Linked DNA regions of Homo sapiens: region 2 is linked to region 1. The links are chromatin contacts, found by Hi-C or POLR2A ChIA-PET in ENCODE. All regions are on one chromosome and are shown on one strand. The core of a region is the stretch at or near the end of the contact, and the rest is flanking DNA. Distances in the headings are between cores, read along the strand shown.

Region 1 (7,175 bases), core at 1,539-4,038:
AAGAGTTGTTTCTACAGACTGCGGGATGTGACTGTGAAATTTTTAAAAGAAGAATGAATCATCATTGCACAGTTGGATTTGCAGTGGCTGGGTCATTAAAGAGTAGTATAAACTATGAAGAACAGGAAGAAGTCTCGCCTTGGGACCCGGAAATCACTAAGAGTCTCTTGCAGGAGTCTGAGTGAGAGATGCCGAGCAAACTAACGATTATAGCAACAGAGATAAGGAGAGAGTCAGTAGAAATGGAAAATTTGGGGTCAACTTGACTCCAAGACCAGGTGTGGGGACTGTGAGGAGAAGGAAGGAGTGCCAGAAGATTCCCACATTTCTAGCTGGGACAACTGGTAGTGGGGGAGTTTCAGTAGAGATGAAGATTAAAAAAGAGGATCAAACTGGGGACATGAGACAATCAGTACTATTAGGATTGAGGTCCTTATGTAACACCTATGTGGAGCTACCTAGAAAGAACTGAATAGATAAATCTGGAACACAGGAAGGGATCTGATCAAAGGAGGTCAATTTGGGAAAAGACAATAATAAACGTTTAAAGTAAATTATGAAACATATTATTGCTGGAAATACTCTTGTACTACAAAGAGCACAATTTAAAGTCCAAGAACTGTGCAAACCCTTAATAAATATGTTTTTAATATTCAGTGATAAAATGATTGAATAAAAGCTGTTGCGGCGTAGCAAAAAGTTCCTATCCAATTTTTATAGTGTCAGTGTGTGTGTGTATGCCTGTGTGTTTATACATGTGTATGTATCTGTGTACCTAGACATACACACAGACACTTATGTAAACATTAACGATATATGATAACTGTATATCTGCATTAGTGTGCTAGGGCTGTCATAAATACCACAAACTAGGTGGCCTAAAAAAACAAATTAAGCTGGGCATACCGTGGCTCACGCCTGTAATCCCAGTACTTTGGGAGGCCGAGGTGGGCGGATCACCTGAAGTCAGGAGTTCAAGATCATCCTGGCCAACATGGTGAAACCCTGTCTCTACAAAAGTACAAAAATTAGCCGGGCATGATGGCGGGTGCCTGTAATCCCAGCTACTCGGGAGGCTGGGGCGGAAGAATCACTTGAACCGGGAGGAGGTTGCAGTGAGCCGAGATCGTGACATTGCACTCCAGCCTGGGCAACAGAGCGATACTCCGTCTCAAAAAAAAAAAAAAAAAAAAAAAGTTAATTTTTTCATAGTTCTGGAGGATAGAAGCACAAGATAAGGTGTGGTCAGTGTTGGTTTCAAGGTGAGACCTTTCTTCTTGGCTTGTAGGTAACTCACTATGACTTCAGATGGTCTTTCCTCTTTGACAGAGCAGAGAGACAGGGAGTGGGGTTTGGGGGAGACATAGATATCTCTGGCGTGTTTTCTCTTCTTATAAGGAACCTAGTCCTATTAGATTAGGGCCCAACCTTTTAAATCTCATTTAACCTTATCACCTCCTTATATGTCCTGTCTTCAAATACAGCCATATTGTGGGTTAGGGCTTCAATATATACATTTTTGGGAAGACATAATTCAAACTATAAAAACATTAGTGCATTTGACTTTCAAACTGACTTTTTCTCTGAGAAAAGATAGACTGTAAAAATGAGAGATTGCTGTGAGTCATAAAAGAGGATGCCTACGTATAAGGAGAGATATGTTTGCTGAATCTCAGAGCTAGAGTTTGCTCATTTATAAAATGAGGCCCAGTGCGGTGCCTCATGCCTGTTATCCCAGCACTTTGGGAGACCGAGGCAGAAGGATCACTTGAGGCCAGGAGTTGGAGACCAGCCTAGGTAACATAGCAAGACCCCTTCTCTATAAAAAAAAAAATTAAAAAAATTACCTGGGCGTGGTAATGCACGCCTGTAGTCCCAGCTACTCCAGAGGCTGAGATGGGAGGATCTCTTGAGCGTGGGGGTGGTAGCTGCAGTGAGCTGTGCTCATGTCACTGTACTCTAGCTTGGGCGGCAGAAGGAAACCCTATCTCAAAATAAATAAAATAATGTGAGTATAATTATTTCTACTGATTATGTCAGAATACAAGTATATTCTCACAGACGTTTTTTTCCCCATTTTGGAGAGGGTCAGATCCAATTGCAAAGAGATAAACCTTTATTAGCGAATGGGCTTAATCAACTACCCTTTATTGCTCTGTGAAAACCAGGCTGTAAAAGCCAGAAATGGTGGACGTCTCACAGCAGTGTCATACCATGAAGATGTAAACTTAAAGCAGAGATTGCTTGTGGAAAACTGTGTTGCATTCTTGGCATGTGGGCACTTGCAGAGATGTTAACTTTCACTTATGATTATTTTAATGTAGGAGCTAATCCCCGTGTATTCTGCGCCTGCTCTGTTTTACCCCTTTGTACACTCGGCTTTTGTTTGGTCCCAGCCTCTGAGTTGGTGTTCCCTGTAAAATCTCCTTGGAGTAGGGAAGCCCTCGCCCTGGCGGCCAGGTGACAGAGACAGGGTGGGAACCTGCCGAGCCTTGAGGGCGCGGAGCCTCTGCATACCATTCCCCTCCCACCACCATCCCATGCTGGGAGGCGGAGAGGGCTGCAAACTTCGCTCCAATCCGCAGCCAGCCTTCCCCGGGGTCCCCCTGCAGGGTGACCCGCCCGCTGCAAAGCGAGTTGGAGAAACTTTGCAAAGTTCCGCGTCAGAGCCTGGGGAGGCAAAGTGCTCCCCCTTCTCCCCGGCGTTCCCCCTCCCTCTGCCCCCGCCTCCCTGTCCTCGCACAGCCGGGAGCACCCGTGATAGGACGAGCCCCGGGCGTGCATTGTGTATATGCAAACCGGAGCTGGGCTCCCCACGGCTGCCCGACCCGGGCCTGGGCTGTGGCTGTGACTGGCGCTGCCGTGGGCGCCGCAGCCCTCGCGGGAGCCGGACGCGGTAATGCCCCAGCGGCGCAGCGGGCGGCTGCGTCCCTGAGCCGCTATATAAGCGCGGCAGGGAACATCCGGAGGGGCTGAAGATGAAGGTGCCCGCGCATGGGCCCCCGCTGATTGCCAGTCCCTCCCGACCCCGCGCCCCGCGCGGAGCCCGAGGCCGCCGAGGACCCGCCTTCGCCGCAGTAGCAGCTGGAGCAGCGACAGAGGCGGCAGCTGCGGCGGCGGCGGCGCCCGCGCCCCTCGCGCCAGCGCGTAGAGCGGCGGCGGCAGCTCGGGGGCCGCCACTGCCCCGGCTGCCATGAGTTGTGCGGAGGTGATGTATCACCCCCAGCCTTATGGAGCGTCCCAGTATCTGCCCAACCCCATGGCAGCGACAACCTGCCCCACAGCCTACTATCAGCCGGCGCCCCAACCTGGCCAGCAGGTGAGTCACCGGACGGGCAGCCTGCTGGGGGCGGGGGCGAAGGGCATCGAGAGTATCGGTCTGGGGCTCGGCGACGTCCCGCCGGCACGCGTGGCGCAGAGGATGCTCTGGGATCTGCGGGAGCGTCCTTGAGCAGAAAGCCATCCCGAGAGAGCCGGGAAGGGAGAGCAGCAGGGTGGACGGGTGGGTGAGGCATGACCTAGCTGGGGGCTTCATTGAGCTGTGGTCACCGGAGCTCAGAGGCTGCTCCTCCTAGGCACCCTAGCTCTTAGGACTCAGTTCTCTGAAGCTCACCAAGGGCATCTATCTTAGGACCATGTGAGTAAACTTCCTTTCAACCAACTATTTTGTTTATTTGGAAAGATGGAATGTTTCAGGGTTTTATTGATGAGGAAGATGAAGTGCGCTGACAGAGGTAGGGGAAGCTACCTGGAGAGTGAGTTCACGAAATGATCTGGGACTTTCATGGGGGAACACTGGTCTAGCATAATGTCTATCGGGTGTTACTAGAACTTCTCCACAGAATCTTTCTCCCGGTGACTGTGACTTAGAGGACAGGGATGGATTCCAAGGTTCTTCATTCATTTTTTAATTCCAGCAAAGCACAGAGTTTGTACGTGTTCAGTCTGTTGACAGTGGGTCCCTCGGCCAAAAGGTTACCTTGAATCTCTGGATGCTGAGTCTCCACTCTTCCAAGAGTAACTGAAGATGTCCATAATAAGGGGTCGTGAACTGAGGAGATGATATAGTTACTTTAGAAGGAACAGTAGAGTTCTGGGGAATTTGGCACGAGGCGCCCTTGGACATTACTCTCTGGATACAACGGAGAGTGTGCCAAGGCTTAGTTAGTGCTACATTAAAATAAAAAATGTATGTGGCAAGGGCTGTACCAAAATAGAGTCCACCTCAGACTATGGGAATTAGGGTGGGCGGATTTGGAGAAACTTAAAAAAAATAACTAGATTTGGTTAGGAAATTACCATCCATAGAATATATTGATTTATTTCTTTTTACTTTCTTAGGTACCACATGTTTTATTGCAAACCTTCTTAGGTTTGGGCTGTTAATTAATCTGACATTTTACTTTCTGTATTTCCTCTACTTCTGTCTCTTTGCTAGAATTACAGTGCTACTCTTTAGAAAGAAATCTAACTTTCCGTTTAGAATTTAGGAACTATGAAATTCAGCTAATTCTGGAAGGGTACATGCCCCAGATTCATCTGCTAAATAGTACCAGCTTAACCAGAACCAATTAGGGCAAAAGAGGAAGGAGCCCTACTTTCTTGCTATCCTCTTAAAAAAAATATTCAGCAGCACCAGCATTTCAAAGCATCTCTGATATTACAGAGGTCTTCAATTATCATTTGGAATGTGGATGAGCAACAAACTAAAACTTCTCTACATGTTCAGAAAGATACTTTCCTCCTTTATAAAATAACAAACTAGTAGAAGTTGTTTCAAATATGGCTTTATTTTTTAGGGTTGTGAAATTAATGAATCTGTGGTGTGGAGTTAATACTGTAACACTTTTTTTTGAGCTAGAAAATAACATTCGGTATCAGAGAAAATGGCAAATTGCCAATCATAAAAGTTTTCAATAAGAAATGACTCCAGTACTTTATATAATGTTTGCAATAGCCCTGAGACTCGGTCCCCAAATTCATTTCTTTTGCTAAAACCGTCAACATACTGAAGACAACAATTTTAAAAAGTAAAAAATAAAATAAAATAAAAATCAGGAAAACTCTGACCATTGAGCTTCTTAAAAAGAAAACAATTTATCTACATTGATTGGTTACATAATGATCAACTTCTATATTTTGGGCTTTTGTAGACATTGCTTAACTAGATGTTAGGCTGAGTGAGCCATAGGGAGGTGCTTGGAAATTTTCATGTTGCTTTTTCTTCTTTTTCTTCTCCTTCTTCTTCTTCTTTTTTTTTTTTTTTTTTTTTTTTTTTTTTTTTTTTTTTTTTTTTGGTCAAGTAAAGAAACTGTTTGACCATAACTGGCTAACGAAATAAAAAAAAAAAGACTTGACAGTGTAACTACTGTTCTTTTAGTGTCAGAAGTTTATTTTGATGACCTACATTTTCTATTGGAAAAGAGAGTAAATCAGGAAATTCTTATCAGGCTGACAGCATTTTTAGACTATGCAATGCGTGGGTGAAGTGGGACTAATATTGACTTGGCCCTAATGCAGTCATCCGAGAATACATATTTTGGTTGTTTTTGCATTCCATAAGGTTTTATCATTATTATCCATGAAGATTGTTTTCTCCGTACATGGGAAGTGACCCCTAATAGCATCTTGCCTGGGAGACAAAAGTAAGGGCTACAACTCCTACTGAATTTGAAAAATTGATTTTTGGAGAAGGAAAAAATGGAAAAGGAGCGAAGAAAAGTAACAGCAATCAAGAAATTTTAATAGCCATTTAAAAAATGCTAGAAAAGACAGCATTAAAGTTTTATATTACTTCTGTATTCAATTGTAGTAGTGTATCTGTCAACTAATTTCCCCCTCAAACTGTATGGCTCTGAAGTCCTTATTAATTACTGTATCAAAATGATTCCTTATGATGGATTTTAAACACAGGTATATTTTTCCTCTTAACAAATGATCATATAACATTGAGAATTATTTTGGAAATAACAGAACTTCATTATCCAGGCATGTGTACTCTCACCTGTTTTCCGATAAGCACAAATGTGCACCTGAAATTTAAGTTTAGGTTTTTGTTGAACATATTGCATGTTGTAGGTGGGTAATAAGTGAATGTCATTTTAAAAACCTAGTTAACTGTATATATATATTAGCTTGCACTGCAGTGTGTTACTTAGGTATACAGTGGGCTAAAAAGTCAAAGTAAGCTAAAATATGTGCAAAGTATACATTTTATTGTCCCTGACATTAATTACTAGAAATTGCATGGCTGGGTATAAATCCTACAGTGGGGTTTATAGAGCCAAAATTACTGAGGGATGCTGGGTGACCTGTTTCGCATGCCCACCATCTCTTTCTGGCTTTAATATGTCAGTCTCTAACAACTCCTCAGGAGAACCCTTGACTCAGTCTCTCAGCACATGCTGTCAAAGGTTTCAGAATTATGCAGTTTATAGATGAGACAGAGAACAGTCACTGGTTTTCTAATTGTGCATGGGGATTTTTAACAATCACACTTTGGGCTTCATATAAAATGGAGTATATTTACTCTGTCCTCTTCCAGGGTAACAGCTGGATGAATCTGCATGCATGCTTTCACTTGAAAAAATTAAGTGCCCTTGGAGGGAGAACTTCAGTTATAAGTTTTGTAAGGTGTTTTTTCAAACTCTCTCTGGACTCTGCTACGTTGGTTGAGTCATAAAATTGTTCTGCAATTCGGTTTGTCAGAGAAAAAAGCCCTGGAAAAACATAACTTCAACTCTTCTTTTTACAAGTGAGAAAATGGATTTTTATAGGGCTGAAATGCCTAGCTAAAGATTTCAAAGCTGGTGACAAAATTAGGATCACCAGATCCCCCTTTCTCCGGTGTAGCATCTTTGTACAATGACATGAAATTTCCTAAAGCTTTTTAAATTTTTTTAATGTTTTGCTATTGCACAATAGGCTTATTTTTGTCTTTAGGTCCCCAATCAATTTTTTTTCTAATGAAGATTAATATGCAATAGATTCTTTGGCGTTGGAGTGCGAGATTCTTTCCAAGTCCTTGGTAGTGTACTTTTTTAAGTTTAGGCATTCCAAAGGCCGTTAGCAAGCATTTGGATTATGCTAATGACTTATGCTATCCATGTTGCACCCTTGTTGATGAAACAGTATATCCAGTTAGCAAATGAATATTTATTTATCTAAAATAAAAT
Region 2 (7,175 bases), core at 2,699-5,198, 220 kb before region 1:
ACTGCCTATTGTTATCTGAAACAGGCACAATCCCCTTTTAACATTTGTCATAATTTCACTTTTTGGTTGTAGTTAGATAGTGGATATACATCAGCTGTGTTTAAAAATAAATATACCCAAAACTATATAGTTGTTATTGCTGTTAGTAAGAGTGGACAACAGCAATCTCCAAGTTTTCAACCAACCAACCATCAAAGGACCATTGGGAAAGGGTGTAAGTCCTTGTTGTCAAAAGAAAAATACCTATTGATATCTTCTGGTAAGATTAATAAAGTGACAGGTATCAAAACCTGTAGAACAGGGGTCAGAGTTAAGATGAAAATCTTGAAGAAAATAGTGAGGTCATAAGGAATAACTGTGCATCAAATAGTAATTGGTGGGAAAACATGGTCAGTGATGAGTGAGTCAAAAAGAGATTCAAAAGAGTGGGACTCTGACTGTGAATATATTGTAGGAATTTCATAACCAATTGAAACTGAAGCTTAGAAAAGTCATGTAATCTGCCCAAGATGATATAGTCTGCTTGCATTTTTCTTTATGTGTATACATAAAATAATTAAAAGCTTTGTAATAAATAATTTAAAATAATATTTCAGAGTCTAAAAGACCTCTTTCACTGGGCATGGTGGCTCCTGCCTGTAATTCCAGCACAGTTTTTTTTTTGTTTTTTTTTTTTTGAGACAGAGTCTCACTCTGTGCCCAGGCTGGAGTGCAATGGCACAATCTCAGCTCGCTGCAACCTCCACCTTCCCAGTTTAAGAAATTCTCTGCCTCAGCTTCCCGAATAGCTGGGATTATAGGCACGTGCCACCACACCCAGATAATTTTTTTGTATTTTTAGTAGAAACGAGGTTTCAGCATCTTGGCCAGGCTGGTCTTGAACTCCTAACCTCGTGATCCACCCGCCGCTGCCTCCCAAAGTGCTGGGATTACAGGCGTGAGCCATTGTGCCTGGCCAGTTCCAGGACTTTGGGAGGCCAAGGCAGGAAGATTGCTTGAGCCCAGGAGTTCTAGACCAGCCTCGGCAAAAGTGAAACCCTGTCTTTACAAAAATTACAACTGTTTGATAGCACAACAGGGTGACTGCAGTCAATAATAACTTCATTGTACATTTAAAAATAACTAAGAGTGTAATTGGATAGCTTGAAACACACAGGATAAATGCTTGAGGGATGGCTACCCCATTCTCCATGATGTTACTATTAATACCTAGAATTTGATAGCATAACAGGATGACTATAGTCAAAATAATTTGATTATAGATTTAAAAATTGCTGAAAGAGTATACATGAATTATGTTCAACACAAAGGATAAATGCTTGAGGGGATGGGTACCCCATTTCCCATGATATGATTATTACACCTTGCATGCCTATGTCAAAACATCTCATGTACCTCACAAATATATAAACTGGCTATGTACCCACAAAAATTAAAAATTAATTTTTTAAAAGTTACAAAAATATTATCTAGGCATAGTGGTGCATGCCTGTGGTCCCAGTTACTCAGGAGGCTGAGGTTGGAGGATTACTTGAGCCTGGGAGGTCGAAGCTGCAGTGAGCTATGATTGCACCATTGCACTTCATCCAGCTTGGATGACACAGGGAGACTGTCTCAAAAAAAAGAGAAAAAAGGCTGGGTGTGGTGGCTCATGCCTGTAATCCCAGCACTTTGGGAGGCTGAGGCGGGTGGATCACCTGAGGTCAGGAGCTTGAGAACAGCGTGGCCAACATGGTGAAACCCTGTCTCTACTAAAAATACAAAAATTAGCAGGGCGTGGTAGTGCATGCCTGGAGTCCCAGCTAGCTACTCAGGAGGCTGAGGCAGGAGAATTGCTTGAACCTGGGAAGCGGAGGTTGCAGTGAGCTGAGATCATGCCATTGCACTCCAGCTTGGGCAACAAGAGAGAGAAACTTTGTTTCAAAAAAAAAAAAAAAAAGAGAGAGAGAAACAAAAGAAAAGAGAGCCCTTTCAGCAAATATAAATAAAATTCTTAAATCTGTAAGCTTTAGAAAAGCATATGTCGTGGCTTAATTGAGCTGGAGCTCTATCTGAAATATCTTATTTGCAATGATGAAGAGCTTGTAGTAGTGGGAACCACTAAAGACCACTAAATGTCCTCAGCATTTGAACCACTTTATTTATTTGATTTTTTTATTGTAGTAAAATACATACAACATAACATTTATCATTTGTAAGTGTACAATTCATTAGTATTAAGTACATTCATGTTGTAGTGCCAATATTTGATTTTTTTTTTTTTTTCCTGAGACAGAATCTTACTCTGTCGTTCAGGCTGGAGGGCAGTGGTGCGATCTTGGCTTACTGCCAATATCTGGTTTTTGAGAAGACAACTGTATGGAAGATAAGCTGGGAGTGCAAATCCACTAGATAAAAAGAAATGAATTGAATATTTCAGTTGAGTTATGATAGGTCCAAAATTAGAACTGCAGACTAGTAGATAGAGAAAATTAGGATAAAGATTGCAGAAGGCACATTATTTGAGGGGAATGCAAATGAGTTCCACCCTAGACATCCTATGTTTCGTATGTATGTGAGACATCTGTGTGAAGCCCTCCAGCACAGAACTGAAAATAGTTCGGAGCTCAAGGAAGATGTGAAGCTGGAGTCATCAGCTTTGTTCAAGTAAACTCTCCTAACGAACATTCAAGGAAGTGAGGAAAATGGAATCAAGGATGGAACTTTGATGAGATCCAGTATTTAGCAGCTCATTAAGAGCAAGTATTCAACAATGGACACAAATAAGGAATAAGTAGAGGGAAGAACTAAGAGAGAGGAAGACATTGTAAACATCAAATAAAGGAAGTATTCCAAGTGGCAAGAGCACCTAACGACATCAAATATTAGTATTAAAGCAGAACAAAAACTTTTCATGTAGTTCATTGGATTTGACAAGGTTGTTGGTGATTCTCACAAGGGTGACTCCGTAGAATTATGCAGGATGGGTTTATGGGCAGAAGTGGTTATAGTGGGTTGAAGAACAATAGTAAAAAAAAAAAAACAAAAATATTAAGGAATAATGATAGATAATATTTATGGGGCATTTATACTATATCAGGTATTGTGTCAAGTGTTTTATAATATTATGCTATTCAATTCCTCTACCAATTTTGCACAGTGGGTAACAACATTTTATAGAATAGGAAATTGGGACTTAGAAAACTTATGTAATCTGCCCAAGGACCTATAGCCTTCTATATACGCTCAAGCCAGATTTTCGCTTCCCTATTTACCCCTTTACAAGAAATAAATAAAAATTTAGGATACAAATAAAAGGAAGTCTAAAGTATTCTTTCAAGAAGTTTGGCCAAATAGAGAAAGCGCATGAAGGGAGCTAAGTCAGTAACTGTAGGAGGTAGTAACATGGAGATATGGTTTTTGTTGTTCTCTGGAAAAAGGAATCAGAGTTGTTTTTGGATTGAGTAGAATTTACCTATTTTAATTAGGTAAGTAAAAGAGAATCTGTATAATGCAAAAGAGAAAGAGGATAATTAGTGGAGTGAGATCAACAGAAAAGGAAAGAGAATATAATTTCTAGTTCATAGGTCAAAGGTTTGATTTCTGAGAATTGGAGAAGTTTGATCTCAGAGACAGAGAAGGAGAAAAGAAGTGGGTGTGCAGCTCTGGATGTGGATAACTGAGCCTGGTAGAGAAGTTATGGGATTTTTGACTGATGTGCATCTTTACCAACAGTGTGGGATAGGGATATGCTTGGGAATTTGAAGAGCATAGTAAATATTTGGAACAAATGTTTCAAACAATAGACAAAAATGTAATTGTAATAGGAAGCACCTTATTGATGTAGTTTAAAGTAGAAAACACATTTTTGTGTGAATGCTAAGGGATGCTGTAACGTGATTCATCTTTACCAGTGGATGAGACATCCATCATAAAAGAGGATTAAAGGTGGGGCTTGTATTGATTCATGGGGAGTAAATAGTTTTGAGAGTGTAGCAGAAAGATGACAAAACAAGAGAATCCAGGAAAGTGTGGCAAATGCCATTATGTTAAATTCAGCATTGAGCTGCAAAATAGAGTAGGATGAATTATTGAATTCCCAAGTTGAGGTTAAAGAAAATATGTAGTATGGAGAAAGACACTGAAAAGTCTGAAAATTTAGGTGGCTGTGAGGAGTAAACCACAATTTAAGAGTTGAAGCTTACAAGAGCACTCCTGACAGTTGACTAATTTGAGTGTTCCATCTTGAGAGAGTTTTGCTAAAGAAAAAAGAGTGAGGATTTCCCAAATTAAAATGATAGTAAAGTAAATAGAGGTTTTAAATAATGTGAAATTTTACTTCTGGTTGAGTAATTTTTCCAGCATATCATTCAACAGTGGCTTTGACAGAGAAGAGCAGTACTCAAGAATACAATTCCACTAAAACAGAAATTCCTAAGCCAAACTTTTTATTTCATTAAAATTAATGTGTTTTCTCACCACTCCCTGAAACAGACCCTCTTACCAGTATACAAGGTTGAGAGTAATTCCTCTTTGAACTCCAGTTCTTGTTAACATGGATGCTGCTGCGACTCTGTATCTCAGAGCCTGCATCTCCTTCCAGTTAAATTTTGGATCAATGAGAATGTGGCCATTGCTCTTTTCCTCAAGGGTTAGTTTTTTGTATTCATAATCAGCCACTGATGATTGGCAACCATTTTTGAAGAATTTTTTTCATGTTTTCATATCTCTTCATTACTAAGACTACATTTAAGTATTTGCATAGTATCAATTTGCATAATGTACTCCATCAGCATTTATGTGACATTTTACTGTTTCATCTCTTCTATTGTCTCGTTGCCCTCTGCCTTTCATTGTCACATGGTTAAAAAAAAGAAAAGCTCATTTCAATGACAAAGACATCCACAGTTGGAGCATAAACACATGTCCAGGCTTACTATTACTATTTTAGATAAAACTCTGGGTAATAAGGCAAGGATTTTTTTACTTGGTTGCATCTGGTTCACATTTTTTTTAGTGTTAATCAATAAATATTGAGCTACCTGAAGGTGATTGACGATCAGGTAACCTATATTTATAATTGTTCTTCAAAACTAAATTACATTTTTGTAACTAACTTGTAGCAATATGAGCCCTTACAATGCTTCCTGACCCAGTTCAAATGCTACTTATCATAAAATCTTTTCTGATTTCCCCAGGCATAGTTAATTATTTCCTCGTCTGTGTTAGTAAAGAACTCTGCTCATATATGTCATTTATCATTTACCACATTGTGTTGTGCAATCTGTTTGCAGGTCTGAATCTTTCTTTAGACTTTGACTTGCTTGAGGGTTGAGGCTGTCTTCTTTATCTTTCCTGCAAAAGCAGTAAATGTGTGATTCATAAATGTGTGATTCATAACATTTCTTAAATTTTTTTTATGTTGTAAAGTATATAAAGAAAAATATACAAATTATCAGTGTACAACTGGATGAGTCACAACGTGTATTCAACTTTGCCATGAAATGGCTGCTCAGAATCACTCTGTCACTCTGAGCATCCCCTCAGACCCACCTGCTCAACTCCTCAGTCACTCTTCCTTCCCTGTGTGTCAGAGTAATCACATTCAGACTTTCAGTACCGAGACTAGTGTTTTAGTAAATAGTAAAAATACTATTTTACATAGTTTTTGGATCCTATATATTTTGGGTAGTTTTTTTATTTCTTTCTTTTTCTTTTTATTTTATATAAATGTAAATAAAACACAAACTCATAAGTGGAAGACCTAGCATAATTTAAAATTAATCAATAAAAATGTCCAGTAGTGTTAATAATGCTTATGTAATCTGAACACACAACGAAGATATGTGATACACTAAAAAGTAATTGACAATTATTTATCTTATTCTTCCAGGAATATAGGAACAGATATTTTACTTCTTGTCTCAACCAACATGCAATTTCTAAGCTAGAAATTTAATGGTTGTTATGAACCGAATGTTTGTCACCCCAAAATTCGTATGTTGGTGCACTAACCCCCAATGTGGTATTGTTTGGAGCTGGGACTTTTGGGAGGTAACTAGGGTTAAATGAGCTGTCAGTATGGCCCTCATAATGGGATTGCCTTTATAAGAATAGACACTAAAGAGGTTGTTTGTGCCCCCCACACCCACCTCATTCACCAAGAAGAGATCATGTAAGTACACAAAGAAGAGGAAACTATCTGCCAGCTACAAAAAGAGCCCTTACCAGACTCCAACCATGTAGCTTATTGGCACCCTAATCTTGGACCTCCAGCCTTCAGAACTGTGAGAAAATAAATTTCTGTTGTTTAAGCCACTCACTTTATGGTATTTTGTTATGGGAGCCCAAACAGACTAGGACAATGGCATTTCAAAAGTTTTGTGATATTTGAATCATAAGTTTTTGATATATTTGTAATATTTCAATTTCCTAGAAGGTATATAGGAAATATGTGAGAAGCCCAGCTCTATCTTGCTATCCATAATATGTATGTTGCAACTGAGAGTTTGGTGATAGTTTCTTTTCCCAATGTTAATGATGTAATTACAATATTGTCAAATTTACATTAGGTTTTTCACTTAAAGCAGTGGTTCTCAATGAGGGTGCTTTTGTCCCCCCAGGGACGTTTTTGGTTATCACAGTTCATGTTGTGTTTGTGGGGTGAGATGGGAGCGCTAATAAAATCTAACAGGTAGAAGTCAAGGATGTTACTAAAAATCCACAATGCACAGGACAGCCTCCAATAACAAAGAACTAGACAACCCTAAATGTCAGTAGAGTAAAGGTTGAAAAAAATTGACCTAAAGAAATTTCCATAGATAAATAACATCTTATTTATCTTATAATTTTATACCCTAATATTATTTGTTGGATTTTATGATGCCTGACCTTTTAAAATTGTTGAATGACATGCATATGCTGTTTTTTTTGTTTTGCTTTGCATTTTTAATGTCAAGAGGATTAATATCAACTTAAGATAAATTAAACTCAAAACACCTGGAGAAATTCAGTAACTAAAAATACTCAAACATCACTTGTGGTGCATTCCATCTTGTAAGTTTCAAGGAAGAAGCTGTTTTTGCTTAAATTTACTTTGGACTATACTCAGTACCAGGTAGATATTATTATTTACAACAATAGTTATAGGTATTCTTAATCACAAAATAATAAGAGATGAAAATTCTTCAGTTATT

The links. Hi-C counts contacts between places; a loop is a spot of excess contacts on that map. ChIA-PET counts read pairs that join two places held with the same protein, here RNA polymerase II (POLR2A).
Region 2: a map of PC-3 shows a loop between it and region 1 (4-fold over the local background). The contact joins the enhancer-like site here to the promoter of VGLL3 in region 1. A Hi-C loop is called at or near these places in 1 of 168 maps with a recorded cell type or tissue (PC-3). POLR2A ChIA-PET finds 5 or more read pairs at or near these places in 1 of 52 experiments (Panc1).

The regions. Positions count from the first base shown.
Region 1 is chr3:86,986,762-86,993,936 of GRCh38, reverse strand. VGLL3 (vestigial like family member 3) reads left to right here and starts at 2,788. Exons shown (of 4, transcript NM_016206.4): 1 at 2,788-3,319. The coding sequence starts at 3,194.
Region 2 is chr3:87,204,469-87,211,643 of GRCh38, reverse strand. No RefSeq gene overlaps it. Among named protein-coding and RNA genes, the nearest start is that of MIR4795, 18 kb to the left of the region's middle. Within about 2 kb of position 3,948, at least 2 of the 41 ENCODE cell types and tissues checked have a DNase peak (open chromatin) inside an H3K27ac peak, as active enhancers do; they include PC-3, where a contact is called at or near this core.